Linked DNA regions of Mus musculus: region 2 is linked to region 1. Evidence: chromatin loops called from intact Hi-C (ENCODE). Cell type or tissue: left cerebral cortex. All regions are shown on one strand. Links, peaks and the distances in the headings refer to the core of each region. The heading gives the core; the rest is flanking DNA.

Evidence for each region. Peaks named below come from ENCODE experiments on the same cell type or tissue, not always from the same donor. Only the 100,000 strongest peaks of a DNase experiment are listed, where the experiment ranks them.
Region 2: it touches region 1 in a loop (2.1-fold over the local background); 3 of 42 quality-filtered maps call a loop at or near these places.

The regions. Positions count from the first base shown.
Region 1 is chr8:117,317,011-117,327,708 of GRCm38, reverse strand. All of the region lies in intron 1 of Cmip (c-Maf inducing protein), which reads right to left. Among named protein-coding and RNA genes, the nearest start is that of Gm51554, 7.2 kb to the right of the region's middle. In left cerebral cortex, for the core only: no CTCF peak of the experiment used is centred there; a DNase peak (open chromatin) is centred at 5,460; H3K27ac peaks cover 1,896 bases.
Region 2 is chr8:117,366,602-117,377,299 of GRCm38, reverse strand. It overlaps Cmip (c-Maf inducing protein), which reads right to left. Exons shown (of 21, transcript NM_001163262.1): 2 at 100-225. Among named protein-coding and RNA genes, the nearest start is that of Gm39260, 51 kb to the left of the region's middle. In left cerebral cortex, for the core only: CTCF peaks have their summits at 2,809 and 5,185; DNase peaks (open chromatin) are centred at 2,966, 4,104, 4,287 and 5,007; H3K27ac peaks cover 2,417 bases.

The DNA of each region.
Region 1 (10,698 bases), core at 2,355-7,354:
AGCCAGCCAGCTAGGGACAATGGTGCTCGGATGACAAGAGAAGCAGGAAACACATTCCTCTTCAGGTTCAGACCTGCCTGCGTGTGCCGTCTGGGCTAAACCAGCAGTGTACCTACACCTCACTCTTTCCCCCAGGAAGCTAACTGCAGGGCTCACACCCTGCTTGCTCACTGTGGGGAGTCCCAACAGCTCCTGACAGGTCCAGAGCCATCCCAGAGCTCAAGAGTCCAAGTGGTTATGAAAGAACAATGAAGCCGGGCAGAGACCAGCACAGAGGAATCACTTTGCCTCGGTGGCACTACCTACACACGACAGGACCAACCTCTCCCCGAGTGGACTTCGCTCAGAGGCCCTCTAGGCACCTGATGTGCTGGGCTCCCTGGCATCTGGATAAGGGTATCTTTTCTTACATCAAGCATTTTATTTGAGGGAAGCAATGTCTCATTTATCCTAGGCCAGCCTCCAACTCCTAATTCTCCTGCTTCCAGTTCCCAGGCCCTGGGATTACAGATGTGCAGTACCACACCTAACTAGAACAATATTTTTTTCCTTTTTTCTTTTTCTTCCTTCCTTCCTTCTTTCTTTCCTTCCTTCCTTCCTTCCTTCCTTCCTTCCTTTCTTTCTTTCTTTCTTTTTTTTTTTTTAACATAGAAAACCCATTCAGAGGAAGTTACACAGAGGGTGAACCACATAGGAATATGCTTATCAGAATTTATCTTAAAGTCTGTCATGAGTACCAGATGTCCTTTCTACTAACCCACCAAATGACACAATCCAGCATGGGTCAGAAGATTATGACTTCAGGGCAGTGGTGAGGGTAATGGTGTCCCCAGCGCTCCATGATATCGTAAGCAGGTCACACCACATACAATCGTCCTCCAAAGGAAATTTCGCTTATAGCTGAGTGGCTGCCAGGCCCCTGAATCCTACACAAGGGCCCGAGACTGCCAGTCTCAGAAGCTGGAGTTTTCTTTCTGTTCCCATTATATATTCCTGATAAGAAAATTCTCTTGTATCTAAACATAGGGAGTTTAAGGGGCAGGTTTACATGACAGCCCTTGTCAGTACTGTTCCTACATCCAGAAGGCAGAGACAACCCAAATGCTAACAGACAGATGGATGAAGACAGACAGACAGACAGACAGACAGACACACACACACACACACACACACACACACACACACACACACATTCATTCATTCACAATGGAGTATTACTCAGCCTTTAAAAGGAAGGAAAATGCAATCAGGTATGGTGGCTGTGATGACTTGTATACACTTGGCCCAGAGGATGCCACTATTAGAAGATATGGCCCTGTTGGAGTTGGTGTGCCACTGTGGGTATGGGTTTTAAGACCCTCATCCTAGCTGCCTGGAGGTCAATATTCTGCTAGCAGCCTTCAGATGAAGATGTAGAACTCTCAGCTCCTCCTGTACCATGCCTGCCTAGACGCTGCCATGTTCCCACCTTGATGATAATGGACTAAACCACTGAACCTGTAAGCCAATTAAATGTTGTCCTTGGACATTTAACATGATCAAGAACATGACCAAGAGTTGCGATGATCATGGTGTCTGTTCACAGCAGTAAAACCCTAAGACAGTGGCACTTGAAGCAAGAATATCAAGAGTTCAAGACCAAGCTTCAGGATTCTGTGAGACCCTGTTTCCAAACATAAACAAAAGGAAGAAAACCAGCATACATGGTACAACACAGACAAACCTTGAGGCCATTTTGCTGACAGAAACAAGCTCTTTACAAGAGGCCAAATCTTGCTTTAAGGCACTCACATTTAAAAGCCAAAAGTAGAGGCATGGAGGGCCTTGGCTGGGAATGGCAGATGGGGAGCTGGTGTTTAGTGGAACAAAGACCTGACTGGGGGTGAGGTGGGGTAGAAGTGCTTGCTGCCGTCCAGGTGGGCAGTGTTGGCATAAGAGTTCACCCCCTGAACTCAGGAGGAAGAGGCAAGCAGATCTCTGAATTTGGGCAGAAATCCTGTCATGAAAAACTGAAACCAAAGCCAAACCAAAACCAAAAAAACAGAAGGATGAGGAAGAAGAGGAGGAGAAAACAGAAAAGAGGAGAAGGAGAAAGAGGAAAAGGAGAAGAGGAAGAGGAGGAGAAGGAAGAAGAGGAAGAGGAAGAAGATGAGGGAGAGGAGGAGGATGGGGAGGAGGAGAAGGAGGAAGAGTGCTGCTGCCAAGCCTAACAACCTGAATTCATCTCCAGGACCTACATGGTGGAAGAATATAGACACCTAGAAGCTGTCCTCTAACCTCTTAGTTCTGAGTGAAACTCAGGCCACCCCTAAAACTAAGTAGCTTTAATTTTCAAACACACTGTCTTGGTGGAGCAGTTTCAGATGGAAGCTGGTGGGCCCTGTAGATGAATACGAATAAGGCCCAACAAGGATAAGACGTCCAAGGGGCTGTGCACGCCAGCAACAGTTCAAACAGCCGTCTCCGGGCTGTGGACATCTGACCGTTGGAGAACCTCAGGCCAGATGAGGCCACCTGAGGGCGGAGTTCGACGACAGGGCTCCTCAGAGCAGCCGCATCATTTTCAGGCTGGGCTACCTTGAGCAAGTAGTCACTTCTCTCTGACCTCAATTTCCACATCTGTGAAATGAGGGCAGCAGTCATGGCTGTGGCTAATGTGTGCTGGCGCACTGACCCCAAGCCGTCCTGGCAACCCCGAGAAGTTGGTTGAATCACAGTTAGGATGACAGATGATACAGCTTGGCTAACTTACCCAAGACCACTGGCTGGGACGTGGGCAGAGTCCATCTGGCCAAGGAACTCAGACTTGTAAATCTCTCAGCGTCTGCCTGTCCCAAGGTATGGCAGGCTAACCACAACCTGGGCTTCTAGCTTCATGGCTTCTCCCAGAGCCACCAGTCGGGTAGGTCCACCATACATGTCTGCCGGGCAACTAACTCGAGTATTACAGGGCAACTAACTCGAGTGTTACACTAACATCTATGGAGGCAAGAAGCATTGCAGCTTCTCCAGGGGGCAACCACAGGTCCTCAGGCCTGGCCTGTGGCAGACCATGGCTCATTCTGGTATCCTAACAGATGTGGAGACAAAGGAAGCCACAGCTAAAAAGAGCAGATGGACAAAGTCACTAGGATGTTTGTGCATAAGATCTATCCTTGGGTCCATGCAGACACACTCGGGACACACCTATGATTCAAGGACAGCAGGTGTGAGAGGCTCACCATAGCACAGGAACACATGTTCTCACTATGGACAAAGAGGGAGGCAAGAGTCTGTAGTCTGGGTTCCGGCCACACTCAGCCTCCCCTTGGGGACTCCCCCATAGAAGCCAAGGGTCAACCAGGACCATAGGCACAGCAGCCCCCAAACCAGAAGCACACCCTCACAATTCTTTTCCAGGTAGCTCAGCCTGGAGGCCACTGTGCCCTCTGAGGGAGAGAGGCTTGGTGGTAGCCTACATGAGGCAAACATAGGTGGGCCAGCAGCTGTAGGAACTTAAATTTGTCAGGTTAGCTTCAGGAACCTCCTGGCCAGAGCCCAGAGAAGCTGGAGACACCGGAGGGAAGCCTTGGATGTAAAGTCAACTGAAGTGGAGACAGGAAGGCTGCCAGGCCCACCCAGGTGGGTCCATAGAGGGCTGTCCCTGCAATGGATGGAGACGGCAAAGACCTAGTGGCTGAGGGTACAGCTCTGTGGTAGAGTCCCTGACTGGTATGCACGAGGCCTTGGGTTAGATCCTGAAAAAAGCTAGATCCCTAGGAACTAACAATCTTCAACACTCGCACAGAGGCAAGCTGGGCGTGCACCTGCAAAACAGAGCTCAGGTCTTTTCTAGATAAAACAATACTCAGGAGGCAGATGGTGAGAGTTAGACTATACAGTGAGCTCGGGGCCAACCTGGGCTACATGAGGAACCTGTCTCATGGCTTCTTTCAAACATAGAAAAACAAAGTTATAGTCCCTCCCTCCCTCCTTCCCTCCCTCCCTCCGTGTGTGTGTGTGTGTGTGTGTGTGTGTGTGTGTGTGTGTGTGAGAGAGAGAGAGAGAGAGAGAGAGTGCTGAAAATGTTTATTTTCAAGGGACCCTGTAGAGGCAGTGAACCAGAGGCGTACACTGAACTAACCCTACTTTTTCCTGGATACTTTATTTATTTTTAAAGAAATCGGAGACAGCAGGATATCACCAGTGCTCAGGTTCTTTAGTAAACACAGAAACAGCACAACTGTGGCTGAACAGCACAAACAATGGGTGCCGCTGTGTTCTGTGTATTTTTAACTTCCAGACTTCATGAAGGTGAGGAAGTCTAAGTCTGCCCCTCCTGCTGAGAACCGGGGTACCCCGGGGCCTGCTGGAACAGAATCCCTAGCTTCTACTTCCCCTGGACCAAGGAAAAACCTCACAGGACAGAGCAACTTCTACATGCCCTACCCGGACCTGCCCCATCCACGATGGGCACTTGAGGTCCAATCCCCTTCAAGGGAGGGACAAGCTCACAGCATCCAGAGGGCTCTGCTTTCAGAGTTATCTAGATGAGGTGCTGAGGACAGGGTCCAACCCATCAACCACACTCCAGGAGTCCAGTGACATCACCAATCACCAATCAGAGATGCTGATGAGCCGGCAGAAGTCCTGTTGCCACACGGGACTGATAAGATTCCAGCTGGAGGCTGAGACTCAAGGCACATCAGACCAGCTGGCACTAAATCCACCCCGCTCCACTACAAATTAACCCTGGAACCCACTGAACCCCACAACTTGCAGCGTCCCCTCCTCCCTCGTAGATAAAAGGCAGCTTTATCTCCCTGGTCCTTGCCCTGCTCTGTGCCAGACCCCCCACCCTTCCACAGAGAGGCCCATCTGTCTATTGATTAAGCCATTAAGGAACAAGTAAATTGGCTACACTCTGCTGTTTGTCTTGACCTCAGTAAGTTCCTGAGGAAGAAAACCCGATCCCAGGAAGACCCACCCACCCCTAGCTGCAGCCATTTTGAAATCACAGTGCAACCGTGAAGGGTTTAGAAGCCATTTACTTCTGCTAAGTTACCTCACGCCCACTTGCAAGTTAACAATATAGAAGTCAGGAAAGCCCTCCCTTCAGAAAGGGACATTTGGAGCGGGTTCACACAGACTCGGCCTGCTAGGCTACAACATGAGGGACCTGTCCTCATCCGGGTGAAATGTTCATGTAGACAGTCCCCCTTCACTATGGAAGCAGAAACCATCCCGTGGGGCCTGTCCTTCCAAGAACAGGCAGTAAAATTCCTGGCTTCTGCGCTCACCCCCTATACACAGCAACAGTGGAGACAGCTCCAGTTTGTTGCTGGGAGGTGGTTAGAGGGATGGGGTTGGGGGGGGGGGGGGGGAGATGAGAAGCCACCAGATAACTGAAACCTCTGCTGTCTTCCTGCCACTGCGGACCATCACCATAGAAACCACATCCTGCTGCTACCATGGCAACCATGCAGTACCAGCCGCTTCGAGAGCAATGATGCAGAGGCCACTCAGGAAGGCTGCTGCAAGGCCTTAATGCTGAGTGTCCTGCGGTCCCCCCGTCACGGGGCCAGGAAGTGACAGTAAAGAGCCTTCCAAGTGATGCAGTTTAGAGTTTTAAAAGCTTACTTCCTGCTTGTTAAGGACTTAGCCCCTGAATCAAATAGTTCCCTGTTCCCCAGCAAAAGCATCAGTTAGGAAACTGGGAGATGAGACAGGGCACTGTGCTTCTTCTGACCATGGATATGATGCCAGCAGGAGATGGTGGGAGGGGGTCATCTCGCTTAAAGGTGCACATTAGCTTCAGCCATTCTAAAAGACCAGACACTGGTGAGTTAGGCCCTTCCAAAAGGAGCGCCTGACTTCATCCTCCTGGCCCGCCTCAGGTAACTGATTTCCCACTCTCTAACATTTCAAAGGTAGCTTTCAAAGAGCCTAAATGGTTTGACCGAGGTCACATAGCATCAAAGGCTGGGAAGCTTTTTTTCTCCAGGCAGGCCCTGAAAAATTCTAGTTAGCTTAGTTACACTCCATACAAAGTCTACAGAGGAGCGAGCCAGGCTTACTTAAAACAGCCAGTGCCAATTTCTTAATACGTCTGATTTCAATTAAACATCCATGGCCGCTCCACCGAGATGACTGCTGGGTCAGGCTTCGTGTTCGTCTCTCCTGCAGTGGAAACCACTACAGGTGCGAACGTGGAGACTCGGGAGACATGAATCTGTCAGAGGACACACGGCAGACAGGAAGCAACTGTGGTGTACACACTTGGCAGAAAAGCTCCAGGCACTCGGCAGGTAACAGAGTCCAGTCTGGATGAGGCCATTTGGCCAACAGGATTCCTAAAAAACTGGCAACTGCAACAAGCAATGGGTGAGCGTGCATGTGCACACACACAGACAGATACACGGGCACACACACACTCTCTCATACACACATGCACACACACATTCTCTCTCACATACACACGTGCACGCACGCACTCACTTTCTCTCTCACACACACACACACTCACACACATTCTCCCTCACACACACACATACACACACACACTCAGACATATATGAGCTTACACACACACATACTCTCTCACACAATCTTTCTCTCACATTCTCACACTCTCACACTCACACAATCTCACACTCACATATAAACACACTCTCTCTTACACGCTCTCTATCATACTCACACACACTCATCCACTCTCTCCCCCCCCCCTCTCTCACACACACACACACACACACACACACACACACACACACACACACAGCACCTGAGCACAGCTCTACAAAACTGCAGCTGTATCACCCCACTGCTGCAGCCCAAGCCACAAGGCCAGCTTAATGGCAGCTTCAGTCACGTCCGTTCTGGAAAGAGTGGATGTGGGCAGACCTTCCTGTCCTTACCTCACCGCTCTGAGGGCTGAAGAAGGCATGAACATCTCCCCGCACTTCACGGAGGCATGCCCGTAGTAGGTGTGCTGTGTTGAGCCATGGGAAGCTCTTCTTTTTTTACACTGTTGCGTGTGTGTGTGTGTGTGTGTGTGTGTGTGTGCGCGCACACACACGCACACTCACATGCATGAGTCATACTCATGTCACATCATGTGTGTGGAGGTCAAAGGACAACTTGCAGGGGTTGGTGCCCCTCTTCCACCACATGGGTCACAGGGATTTAACTTGGGCCACTATGCCTGGCAACAGGGGCCCTGACCCACCAAGCCACCTTGCTAGCCACACAGAGCTGTTTTTGCTGTTGCTGTTGTTGCTGCTGCTGGTGGTGGTGGCGGTGGTAGTGCCCCATTATACAGAGTGAGATGCTGACAGTTTCTAGTTTATCCTGATGTCTACACTTTCTAACAACCTCCAGAATACAGATAAGTGAGACTCAGGGAAGTTCAGAAATCCCCAAGTGAAGACTGAGAGGGATTCAAGCTCATCCCTGCCTGGCTTCAGGGCCCCCAGGCCCTCTCCTTCCCCTCGCCCATGCAGATTGTCACCTCTGCAGGGCTCTGGAGGCCAGGGTTGGTGCAAATGGCTGGACATACAAACCCGAGAACCCTGCTTTGGTTTCTCCGCTACCTGAGATGTGAGTGTAAGAGGTCAGAGCTGTGTGGGAGCTGCCCAACTCCAACCCCCTCCCCAAACTGAAGGGTGGAGAGAAGGAAACATGGGGGTGTTAAGGTTTCAATCAATACCTACAGATGTGCACACAAGTGAACCATCATCGACTCTGCCTTAGCCTTGCTGGTCAGTGTTCCCCAGGGAGAGGGTACAGGATGCTCACACAACTGTGCAGGTGGGGTTAGGAGCAAGCACACCTACATTGCTGAGCACCCAGTGACCTAGGTGGTTTTCCATTCCCATTCCTTTCCTTGTCTACACAGTTCCTTCACCAAGATGTAGTCCGGCCTGGGCCCCGGAAGAACATTAGAAGCCAGCTCCTTCCAAGCCTACAGTCTGTTCCCAAGAAGGTCAGGGTGCAGGTCAGGACATCCAGTAATTCCCCCGCCGGAAGGCCTTGGTCATTAGCCACCATACTGCCACTTCCTAGTTCCCAGTTCTGCACATTAGCAAGCCCCCTGGGACAGGTAAGCTGACCCTTAGCCAATGGTGGGTCACGATTTCACGATGATGACAGGCAGACCTGCTGTTGCTCGGCTGTCTTCAGATCTGAGAAAGCTGAAGAGGAAATGGTAGCATGAGGTAATCCGCGGGCTTTGCCCGGTAGACAGTTCAAAGCAGACTCAAGAAATAGCACCCTCCTGACTCCGGCCTTCCAAAGAGCGGGGCACCTTCCAACAGTCACCCGCCCTACCCCCTCTACTTCCAACACATGCATGTGTGCACACAGTCAACCACGCTGGCACATGGGGACCCCTGGCATTCACTCCACCTTACGAAGAAATTCCACACCTCCTCCCTGTGTTCATTTTCCTAGAAAATCCTCCACCAATAAAAGGTTCCCGTGGCTGGGGCGGGAGGTCAGCCCTGAAATAGACGTCTCGCACCACTGCCAACTTTGTGCCATGGCTACATCTTTCTTCCAAGCCTCTGGAGAAACTTGGAGCTCCAAAGCTACCATTCCCGAGGGATGGGATCACTTCCAACCAAGTCCCCAGAGAGTCACCACTGCCCTGGAGTTCCGGGGAAAATATTCTCTGTCTCCCAAAGGCGGCAGTCAAGGGAGATTCCAAGGTCTTTTGCTTGCTCCGAGCAGCTTATAATTTATTTGCCAATTACGGCAAACGTGGCAGCTGTCGGTAAAATTCAAAGTGGTACAGAAAACAGGAAGAGGTGAGAAGCCCAAAGTGCCCGGTTCTCTCCCCAACTCTTCTCTCAGCCCCATTTCCGCCCCCAGAGACCATCCTTCTTGACAGCACAAGGTGTTCTCTCTGGTGATTTTTTTTAAGGCACTGATACACCTGTTCGATACCTTTGTTCAACACTTTTGTGTAATGATGAGTCATGAAGAATGACAGGTTTTGGAACCTTGCCACAGACGGGCATGTTAGATGTGTGGCGACGTTTGACATGGCTACATCCTATCCCACTGGGTGTCCATGCTCTATTTTACCTACCTAACTGTGCTTTCATTAATAAGAACCTTGACTGCTTTTTTCTTTCCCATTATGTTTCAAATGTGTGTGTGTGTGTGTATATATATATATATATATATATATTGTATATTATATATAATTTACATATGTGTGTATGTATGTTTGTATGTTTGTTGGTTTTAGCTATGCGCATGACTGCATGAGTGTATGTATGTGCGCCTGTGGGAACTCACAGAGGTCAGAAGGAGCATCGTGTCCCCTGGCACTGGAGTTGCAGATGGCTGTGAGCCACCATGTGGGTGCTGAGAACTAAACCTAGGCTTTTGTAAAAGCAGCAAATGCTCTCATCCGCTCCATCACTGTAAGGATGTCTGAGCATCCTTGGACGCGCCTCTCTGGCCACACAGAGGGATTCTTTTAGGAAGACACTCAGAAGCGCAAATACCTAAAGCCAGGCACTCAGTCATGGCTGCGACATCAGTGAACAAGCCTGCCCTGCCTCTGCCCCCATGGAGCCTAAAGCTTACTTGAAGTCAACTCAAGAAGCCATCAAGCCAGAAAGAGACAAATCATAGCTGGGACCCAAGAGGAACCAGGACACAAATGAAAGGCCCTAACCAAGAAAGGACAGAGCGCTAGCAAGTTGGGAGAACGGCAGCGTATATATTCCAGGCCTGTGATACAACATGCCCTCCAGAGAACAGCAGGTGAAGAGAGTGGCTCGTCTGGGCACAGAAAGTTCCAGCACACTGGGGAGGACGCCGCACAGCCACGGCCAGAGGGTAGGAAGGTGAGGGGACACGAGCTTGATTTTTTATCTCTGAGAAAATCTGAGAGAGTTGAGAATGAGCCACCCACCTGAGACACAAACCCAGGCTGCCAAGGGAAGGTCACATCAGCAGGTTGGCAAGAACGTTCGGGAGCCTCCATGCGTGGCAAACGGGAAAGGTTAAAAGAACAGCTGGCCAAGCTAGAGTCAGGTGACAACGAACCACAGAAAAGCCAACTATGGCTTCTTCACTGGCTAGGTCAGCCAGGGTCTAACCTGCCACGTAGGTATCCAAACTGTTGAACATTAACTTCTGAGAAGGGGTTCCATGGGTGACAGAAGCCACTAGACGCCAAAAAAAAAGGAGGGGAGAGAGACATTGAGAAACCCAGAAATGGAGGGCAAGTGGAGGAAGCTGCCCACACTTCTGTATTGGAAGGACTGAGGTGTGTGTGTGTTGGGAGCAGGGGGGCAGGAGGTGGGAGATACTGGGGCTAGGGCCTGGGAAACCAGTGGCAGCCAGGCCTCAGGGAGGGAGCTCCGTGGAGGCTGAGCTGTTGCTGGGTCTGACTCTTCAAGCTGGGAGAGCTGGGACTCTTCAAGCTTCCTCCTGGCTTAGGCTGAGCCCAGCAGCACAGGTGCATGGGCCCACACTTCACTGGCCAGCCTGGGCTACAAACGGTAATCAGAAAACCATGAAACAGACCCAGGGGTAGCTTCCTACTGATCTTCAGGACTCCCGTAGTGCCTGGTAGAGCACACACCATGGAGAATAGGATAAACAACAGAGGTGGGCTTTATTTAAAACACACACGCACGCACACACACACACACACACACACACACACACACCTGAGACTAGCTTTCAAACTAATGAGCC
Region 2 (10,698 bases), core at 2,612-7,611, 49 kb before region 1:
TTTAAGTTGACCAAAGCTAAGGTCTACAGAGGGAGCAGGTGAGAAGAGGATGAGGGACCGGGAGGAAAGAAACTGCTGGGTCATGCTTACTCTTCCTACCTGCAGCAGGACGGTCCCTCCGGGGATCGTGAGCTGTAAACAGTACTTCGGGGCGTTCTCCCAGGACAGCGGCTGAACGTCTTCAATGGCGCTGTAGGAGACCGAGTTTTCCATGTACCCAGACGGCTGTGCCAAAGAGAGAAAAACAAGAGCCTGTGAGAAGACAGCGCCATCACAGAAAGGAAGCTACCCAGGGACCAAAGGACCAGCTCTTGGCTGCCAGCATCCCGCTGTGGGGAGGGGCTGTGGAGGGAATTCATTCCACACCTAGGGTGCAAAATGAAGAAAAGGCAAGGGAACCCTCAGGTCAAAGGTGAGGGGTCACCCCCTGGTGACCACAGGCCCCAGCACAGGGCAGAGCTTGAATCTTAGCATCCCTCCCCAGTGCACCATCCTCCAAAGGCTCCTAACAGGTCCACCCCATGGAAATCACTCCTTACAGAAGCCTACAGACAGGACCTCTGACCCATCACGCTTCCTTGCCCCCAAAGCCCACAGAGCACATGCTGTCTTTCTTCAGTGCCCTGGACCACCACATGGCTCAATAGCATGTATTGAGAGAAAGCATAAGCATGGATCAGTGATAGGGGAAGAAGGCAAGACAGGCCTCAAGCCATCCATCCACACTGCCTCTAAGGGAGTCCCACCATCCCAGAGAAGCATCAGGGAAGCACATAGGCCATCGAGCCCTGCTAGGGTCTTCAATACCCCACATCCAAAATGCCAGAGGTCGGGGCAATCCGTGAAGACTGAAGACGTGCGGCAAGCTAAGACAAACGGCAACCTCCCACAGACCCCCATCATCGCACACACACATACACTGTTTCAGGAGCTCCAAGAGTGGAATGTCACAATGACTTTAGGGAGGAGGTGGCAGGGCCATCCATAGGGCACCCAGGTCTTGTGACCTTCCCACAGCTAAGAGTGAATGAATGTGTATACGATGCTATGCTGAAACAGGGAGGTGCGATTTAAAGTTCACAGCCTGGGTGAATATTTTCCCAGACACTTAGGCTTCTGATTTTTTTTTTTTCTTTTCCAACTGACAAGTACTGGCAGTGAGGGGAGCTGATGGCTAGACTGCCATCAGCCTGAAGTAAAGTGAATGACCAATGGAGGTTGGTTCAACAAGTATCCACTGAGCATCTAGCATATTCTAGGGGTTGTGGTGGGTATTGCATAAAACCGGAGTCCAGTGGGGTGAACAGACAACAAACAGAATATGGAGAATGAGGGGGGGGCAGTTGAGACGAGGATGGTGTATTGAATGGGGTATGGTGATGGGGCCATAGCATCAACTCAAAGCTAATGCAAAGGTCTGGGGACAGCGAGCGAGAGAGCTGAGGGAAGAGGTCAGGCAGAGATTAGGTAGCAGGTAGCACTTCTGGGGCCTAGGGACCACATCCCCATGAAGAAGGTGCGGCAGGAAATTCTAGCAGCATCACCGAAGCCACCAAGAACAGAGACAGGAGGACAGTGTTGGTGGGAGGTGGCTGGCCGCCGCAAGCCCTTCACACCAGTGTGCTGCTCCTCACTCCCCAGCAAGAGAAAGACCTGCAGACCCGTGTCCACCTGTGTAAGCCGCCCCTGTGCACAGAGGTTGCTGCGGGCAACCCCCACCCTACAACCTGGCCTGGCTGTTGCTGAAGCTGTGAGCAAAGCTTTCTGGGAAAGGGCCGGGGATAAATAAATAAGCACCCGTTGTTTTTTAAAAGCCAGACCGATCGCTTTTCCGCTGTCTGACTCAGCACTTGGCCCAAAGCAGTCTTCGGAGCCATTAAGACCTGTGTTTGAATCCCTTTACTGTGTGTCATTAAGACAGTTACAGCGCCTCTCTGAACCTGGTTCCTCTGACAGTAATTTCATAAACAGAACTGTGGAGAATATTCCAGGGGATCTAACTTGCCAAGGGCGTACTTAGCTCAGCATCTGGAACATACTGAAGAGACTGATGGAACGACTATAGTTTTTATCTCCAGCATCCTCTTCCCCAAACTCCAAAGCGCAAGTGAAGAAGTGCTCCTCCAGACACCTGCCTAAGCCGGACATCCCGAGGCTCACCTGCCATGCCAGCACTCAGAAGGCTGAGCATGCGAGGCCAGCCTGGGCTATCCAACAAGTTTGTGTGTCCAAAGCCGAAGGAGTACCCAGCACTCACGGGGGACAAGGAATACCTAAGCCAGGCTGAAGAGGGTTTAGGGGGACAGGATGATCAATTCTACTATGGAATCTAGGGACACACGGGGCTACTGGGAAACCAAGATGACTGACCAAGATAGTAACACAGAAGTACTGGGTCCCCAGGTCAGGGTCATGTTGGTACTAGTGTACCAACTAGTTGGCACTAGTGTAGAACACTACAGACGGGCAAAGTGGTATGGCACAAAGGATACTGTTCTTCTCTGCATACAAGGTTCCTCTGTGGTCACTGCAGTTGTTAAGCTACACTGACAACAGCCTCTACACCCAGAGAGTCCTCACTGGGACAGAAAATTCGAAGACATGTAGGGGCAGATGTGTCACACCCACTGAGACCATGCTGCCCACAGCAATGGTGACACAGGAGCCAGAGTCACCAGCAGACAAGAGGTGAATCAGAAAGTAGGACAACCAAGACTTCTACCACCAAGGGAGAATGGGAAATATAGCTCTCCGGCACAACTAAGAGAGATTACAGGCTTTCTAGAATCAGGCTCACAGCGCGAGGTTCCAGGGTACCCCTGGTGGAATCAGACAGGCAGCTATCACATCCTGGGTCTGTACCGAGCCAGACGGGAAGCTGTGGGCTGCAGGGGGTGGACAGGGCTGATGGGAGGGAGGCAGGGCATACTTGCTGGGGTGACTTGGAACCAGCTCACCCCAAAGGGCTGTCCCTCATGGTGGTACCATCCACCAGCTCTCCTGGAGCTGCACACTAATGGGTGGATGTCACTGTATGTAAATGACAACTCACACTTGACTAACAAATGCAAGCGTGGGAAGGTGAGGGACAGAATCTAAGCATGTGGATAAAATTAAATCAAGATCACTCAGGAACCAAGCCTGAAGGTTCAAACCTATAAACTCAGGGGGACTGAGGCAAGGTTACCAATTCAAGACCTGCAGGGACTGCAGGGAGGGTCCAAGGCCAGCCTGGGCAGGTGAGGTAGAGCCATGATATAAAATGTAAGAGGGCCAGAGATGCAACACAGCAGAAGACTGTTTGGCTATCAGGTTCGAGAATCTAGGTTCATTTCTCTCTCTCTCTCTCTCTCTCTCTCTCTCTCTCTCTCTCTCACACACACACACACACACACACACACACACACAAAATATTCATTAATACTCCAATATATTTCTTTCATTTAAATTTTGACTGTATGTAACTCTGATCTGAATACTGGGTACACAAATGTATGCTGTGCTGTGTACATGTGCCATGCAGAGGTATACAGAAGCCAGGGGACATTGAATGCCCCGTGATACAGTTATCGATTTTTGGTCACCCTCTTGAGTTAGGGTCTCACTAAACCTGCAGCTAGCCTGCTTCTGTCTAGTCTGATTTGGCTTCTGCGCTATGGGCCTCAACCTGTCTCTTCTGAGACACTGGAGTCACAGATGTGTATTGCCATGCCTGGCCTTTACATGAATGCTGGGGATTCGAACCTGTGTCTTTATGCTTGTAAAACAAGGTCTCTTACACTGCACCCATCTCTCAGGCTCTCCTGACTATTCTTAACTGGAACTTGTATTACTCTTTATCTACTGTGCACATATGTGTATGTACACACACACACACACACACACACACACACACACACACACACACAGTTTATATGTTGCAATCCACTTGTGGGAGTCAGTTCTCTCCTTCCACCCAGGGATCACGCTCAGGTCGTCAAGCCTGCTGCCTTTATGTCAGGCTTGCTGACTTTACCCTGTGAGTCATCTCAACGGCCCTAAACTTTTTTTTCCCTGAGTCCCAAATCAAAGAATGTGCTTGCGCTGTACCTACGAGCATCCACTCGGGAGTTTCTCTCTGCTCCCGCCGGTCTGCTTTGCATGAGCGATAAACAACTCCGAGGTGAACATCCCTGTGAAGCCTGTTTTTCTAGCCTATATTTAGGATTATTTCTTTAGGCCAGATTCCCAGAAATGGAATTACTGGGACAAAGGGTTAGAGCGTGTTTTCTGCTGTTGCCAAATTACTCTCATTAGAGAGATATTAAGGAGTCCTGGGAGCCCTGGCCAGGAATGAGGGACCCACTGCTGCCTCAGCTGGGCGCTACTTTCTGGCCACGTTCTAACAAGATGGCTTTGGCACTAGGGTTTCTGAACTAAGCACCATGTTGGGTCAGCATGTGTTGGGTACTAAGGATACAGACATCCAGCACCCAAGGTCCTGGCTCTTGGGGTACAGCCTTCTGGGACACTATGAGTTGTGCATTGGGGACACTGCCTTCTCATGGGAGGTGGGGACAAATCTCAGAGCCGTGGCGGTGTTCTGCTATGGAACTAATATGGGCTCGTGTAAGAGGGCCTGCTATTAAAAAAAAAAAAAAAAACCCGCCCTCTAGAATTCTGTGATAAGCCTGGCTCAAACGCATCCAAGACCTAAATGGGAGACAGAGCAGGTGGCTGGGGGGGTCCCTCGCCAGTGTTCCCCCTTCCCAAACCCCAAGACCTTCAGAGCTAATGTTTCCATTAATTATCTGCTTTCACAGGCTTCTCATCCAGTGGGGTGCTCATCCAACATCCTTCACCATCCTGTCTTTCAGAGATCAGCTCTGCCGCCCGCCCCAGCCAATCGCCGGTTTCCATGGTGATGAGCACATGACTCATGAGTCTTCAGCCCCCAGGACGAGGCTCTAGGCTGACTCAAGACATACATTCCAGTGGGATGGGGGGCTCCCACACCCCAAAAGGAAAAGCCTATCTGGAAAGTCCCTCTCTCTATCAGCCACTCCAGACTGGAGCCGCCGCTAAGTGCCGCAGCAGAAGCCTCATAGAGGCCTGGGTTGTAAGCAGCAGGCTGGTTGTCACTCCGGCAGCTGAGTGGAACTTGAGTCATCCCAGTCGCAGAGCAGGGTCCTTTGGCGCCATCGTGCTGGCACCTGGCACAGCAGTAGGATGCTCTGGTCTGGTCTCCAGGAGCGATGGATGGATGATGCCACATGATCTGACAGGAAGCCCCTTCCAGCGCAGGACAGTACCACATCTGTGTTCTCAATGGTCGTTCTGCCAGGGACTAGTACCCATCATGCCAAGAAGCCAACACCTGACGGGGAAACGCCCTCACCTGCCCATCACATTCTACCTGTGTGAATCTGCCTATTCAGAACACTGCTACACAGGCTCAGAGTGGAGGCCCTGCCTCACCTCTGTTGGTGGCTGAATGTGCCCCACTGTGTAGACCATCTACATGCTCTACCTACTCATGGCCACTTGGACCTCCTATTCTCCCATCATTGTGAAAAGCCTTTGTCCTATTATCTTTCCAATGGGGTGACAGGAAGATACCCACGTCACAAACACAGTCGCCACTCATCGGATCCCACTCTATCAGACCTTATGCCCAAAGCTCCACCCACCCCACCAAAACCCACCCACCACAAGCCCCACCCTCACCAAGCATATCCCCCCAACACACACCCCACACACTCTAGTTCCATAGACCACTCTAGCCCCAGCTCAGGGCTTGACTTCACTCAACCACACTGCAAGCAAGGGAGCTGTAGTCACCCTGAGGAAATGGAGAGAGAGGATATGACGGGTCACAGGCTTCTTCCTGCTTCCCACCATGACCCAATCTCACAACCACAAACAGAGAGAGACCTGGACAGTCCAGGGCAGTGCGCACCGTGCAGAATGGGGCTAAGGCCAGCAGGATGGGGGGGGGGGGTCTGGTCTCCCACTGCTGCACAGCTGCGGAGTCCCCGCCCACCTAGAACAGCAGCTGCGCTACAGTTGGACCCCTGGCTTAAAAAAACAAAACAAAAACAAAAACCTGCAACGCAGGGGGGCCTGAAGGGCAGGGCCATCCCAGGACTCCATGAGGACTGTGATGAGGCATACAGGGGGCTCATTAATCAAGAAGCCAGCCTCGGCAGCTGCCCCCTTTTATGGCTAAATGCCTCAAGAAGTTTAGTAACAGAGCCAAGGCTAGCTATTTCCATATCCCGACCCTTCCAAGACCCATCTTCTCTGCGGGCATGGGAAGGGTGGGAATTTGGTCCCTGGGCCTGGCACTTTGGCATCTGTCCCAATAAGGTGCCTTTGCTACTGAAACGGTTGATGAGGGGCTCAAAGATGTCTCCAAGTCAGCTCCGTTCTACCCAGAATCTGCAGACATGTCTAAGAACAGTAACAGCCAGGCGGGTGGGACCTGAACTCCCCACGGGTACCACAGTTCCAAGGGACTCTACCCTGGGGAAGGTCCCACTGGGACCTCTTCAGAAGGAAAAAAAGGAAGGAAGAAGGTTTGGGGCCTAGGGGGATACATCATGCACAGCAAAGTAAGCTCTTCATAGTTCAGGAACACAGAACCCTGCTCTGGACTTTCATGAACTTGAGGGTGACCCTGACCTTGAACCTTTTCTCCACACAGCAGGGCCGTTGGAACCTATATACTCTTACACTCCGGCAATGGAGCCTCTATGAAGCTGGGCGTGTGCTCTTGTCCCTTGTCCCCCTGCTTCCTTGCCACCATGTAGTGAACAGATTTGCTTCCTCTCCAGACGCTGCTCCTTCATGGTTCTGCCTCACCGGAGGCCCCAAAGCAACATGGCTGCACAACCACATCCTGAAAGTCCACAAACACATGAACCCTTTCTCCTTTAAGTTGACTGTCCCAGCAAAGGAACTCTCTGGCAGGCTCAAGAGGTTCTGCGTGTGCACGGATAAAGCTGCTCTCTGTGGCGTCCACCAGCGCTGGGTCCCGCTGAGAGGAGCTGAGCCCTTCAACTTTGTCTCCAGCACCACCCTTTTTAAGAATGTCTAAGTGCTGCCCTTGGCGGTAACCCTCGATTCAATGGAAGCACCACACAAGTTCTGCAGAAATTTCCCCAGAGGGCAGATTTGGGGGGAACATCCCGAGGCCCATTCTTAAACAAAGCCATATGGCTCAGCCTCTCCAGGAGATAGGAGGCTCCTCCCAGGGCTATCTTCATCCACTTGGCAAAACAGGGATGCTGGGATGACCCAGATGTTACATCTGTGACTCCAGGGGCAGGTCCACATCCCACACTCTCCTCGGCATGCCAGAATGAACCAGTATGATTGTAGCCTGTTCACAGGCTCCATGTCACAGAAGGGAGCAAGGCAAAAATCGAACAGGCCACCATACTCCTGCCTCTCTCTGGCTGCAGCCTGGCTAGCCTGGACTTTTGGAACTTCAGTTTCCATACTGTGTATGTGTGTCTGTTGAAGGTCCACAGCCCTGCTCCCATGAAATTCCCCATAGGATGGCGGCGCGACGGAGAGGTAACTATGCAAAGCATGTGGGACATTCAAAAATGGTGACAACTGTGAGAGAGAAAATGAGTAAGGTGACAGGTAAAAGAAGGAAGCTGGGCTGGCAGATTAAGGAGGAACTCACACTCCTAGGAAAGGAGCTGCCAGGCCTTCCTCCCAAAGAGTACTAAGGAAGACAGAAACTGTGTTTGTGTGTTGGTTCACTTCCTGTCAGCCTGACACAGAATTCTCTGGGATGAGGGAATTGCCTCCCATCAGATTGGCCTGTACACAAGTCTACCGAGCATCTTATTTGATTAGTGATTGGTGAAGGAGGGCCCAGCATATCATAGGTGGTGCCATCCCCTGAGCAGGTGGTCCTGGGATATGTAAGAAAGCAGGCTGAGGGCTAGTGAGATGGCTCAGTGGGTAAGAGCACCCAACTGCTCTTCCGAAGGTCAGGAGTTCAAATCCCAGCAACCACAGTTGTAATGTAGCTCTCAGGAGGAGACAAGAGAATCAGAAGTTCGAGGTCCGCCTAGGCGACAATGAGATGTTGCCTACAAGAAACGAAATAGTGTGGGTGCTTCCTCTTCTGCCACCTGGACAGCAGCCCTGGGGGGTTGTCAGCTCTCACAGCTCACCAGCACCACCAGTCCCTTCTCAAGTCTCAAGGGCCTCCCTCTGTCTGACCCTGGTGGCCTTCTGTCTCACAGGACCTTCGCTCTACAAAGCTGGGTTCTCCGGAAGCCAAGGCCAGCAGGGCAGACTCTTAGACAAATAAACTCAATACGGTTCTTGGCAAGGCCGAGCTGGATTCAGGAGCCCGTGTGTGTTTCCATGCATGGGAAGTCCCTGGCGGGTCTTTCCTCGAGCTGTAGGCTTCAAGCCAGGGCTTCCAGGATGGGTGACAATGGGTGCCGAGGGAACTGAGCCCATGTACACAATGTTAGGTGCTCCTGCATAGACCCTGGGATTAGCTCCAAGAAAACACATGGCAAGGCTCGTGGAAGTCTGTGGGGGCATGTTAAGAAGGTGGGGGTTGGGGGGACTTGAGAGAAGTTCTAGAATGTGGGTACACACTGCTTAGATCTTCAGTACCTTTTAATGGCTCTCCCTGACTTCTGGACACTGAATTTTGTCACTGGCGAAATGGGGATAAAAACAGTGTTCCACATCAAGGGACCAATGAAGCCTAGAAGAACCGGTCACGGTTTGAAAGGTAAAGGACTTTGAAGGTCCCAGGGCCAGCCACGGAGAGGGAGTAGCTATGTGACCAAGACTCCGATCAGTCACATTCCTCCATTTATCTGCATGGTTTCTAGCCATAGAAGCATAGCCTAACTTGAAAGCTACCCAGGGGATGAAAGGACACGAGAAGGTACCAGTCATAACCATAGCAGTGTGTGCAGCCCCTGCACCAAGTTACAGGGTTTCCTCTTCATATACAAAACCCTCTACCCAGCCCCAGGCATCAGGAATCAAGACCAGGTAACCGGTATTATTCAGTCCAATGGAAGATATCATCAAAAGAGACAAACTGCCAGGCAGTCAGTCACACATGCTATCTCACATGACCCGCCCTGCACATCTTGCTAATGGTTGGTAACTCACGGATCCCAACAGACCAAAATGAACACAGAGAATTCCAGGACACCAGGTCTTTTAAATCCAGCCATCTCTCCTGCAGCCTACGCCTCCTAACTTCCTTTATCCACCCCTATGAAACCTCCCTTCTGGAACTTGAACTTTGAAGATCACAGAAGACAACAGGTGTGGGGGTCCAGACCCAGAAGGCTCTGTGCACGGCTGCCAGTGCCTCTTAAGTGACAGAAGAGAGAAACCAAGGTCTCTCAGGATGTATCTTCAGAGACCGCTTCCTACGAGCCATGAGACGGGTGGCTCTAGGAGTCTCCACAGAGTGACACGAAATGGATTTCGAAGACGTGGGCTCTGGGAGGCCTGTATCATCGCATCGGGTGTATCTGTCATCAGCCCACTGTGACTCTAGTTCTACTGGTACCCACAGGAAACTCTGTGACCTCTCTAGCCAGAGCCCTCTCCGTGACGGAGAAGGGTGGCTATGGGAAGGCTGCCCCACACTTGGCTTGACATCAGTCACCCACTTGCTGACTTGAGAGCTTGCTTCCCTCTCTTCGTGCGCAGCTGGCTAGATTGCCAAATATTTATTGAGTACTTCCTGTGGGGCACAGCTGGTGTGACCCAGGCACCAGAAACACATCCATACACAAGAGAGAGCTCCCTACCTCCAACACACACAGACAGACACACACACACAGACACACACATACACACACACAGACACATACATACACACACACTCACATATACATACACACACACACACACACACACACACACACACACACACACACACTGTCTCCCTGGCATTTACCTAACCCTCTTCACTGCTACACCATCTGGCTGGCTGCTCGCTCAATGTCCCCATGAATCCGATGTCCCAGTGCCAGGGTCCTGCTGGTCCTCAGGATTTATGGTCACTTGGCTGGGATCGAACTCTGATCTTCTCATTTGTGTAGCAAACACTTTACCAATGGATTTGTATCCCTCAGCCCATGATTTAGTTTGGAAAGCGAAATTGGATGCTGGTGGAGAACTCAGATGCCGCTCAGGGAGCCACAAGAACACACAGGTGGCTGGCTAAGCAGTCCTAAACTGGGTAGGGATGTCAGAACGGGACTCGCTTTTCGTTGCATAGGGTCCACAGTCGGAAAAACGGCGCAGGGCCCAATCTGAGGGCTAAGGGGACAATCGCACAGGCCTGAGCATTTCCCAAGGCTGTCACCATCAATATGAAGACAAAAACAAAACAAAACACAGCATTAGGAACAAGCCCCTCCTTCACTGCTGGATCAGAGGGCCAAGGACACGGGCGATGCCAGCCAGCCAGCCCTTACCCTCCTAGGGGCAGAGCCCGTTAGAAATGTTCAGATCAGTTCCAACCCAAACACCTCTTCCTCTGACCACTAAGCAGATGAGGGAAGAGGAGCCTTGGCTCTTTCTTAGCTGTCACTGGAGCAAGCACGGCTTGCTGCACACTGCCACCATCAGGAGCTCTCTAGCAGTGATGAGCATCCGTCCCCAGCATGCTGCTGTGAGTTTTCATTGGGTCACCTTCCAGCTGTC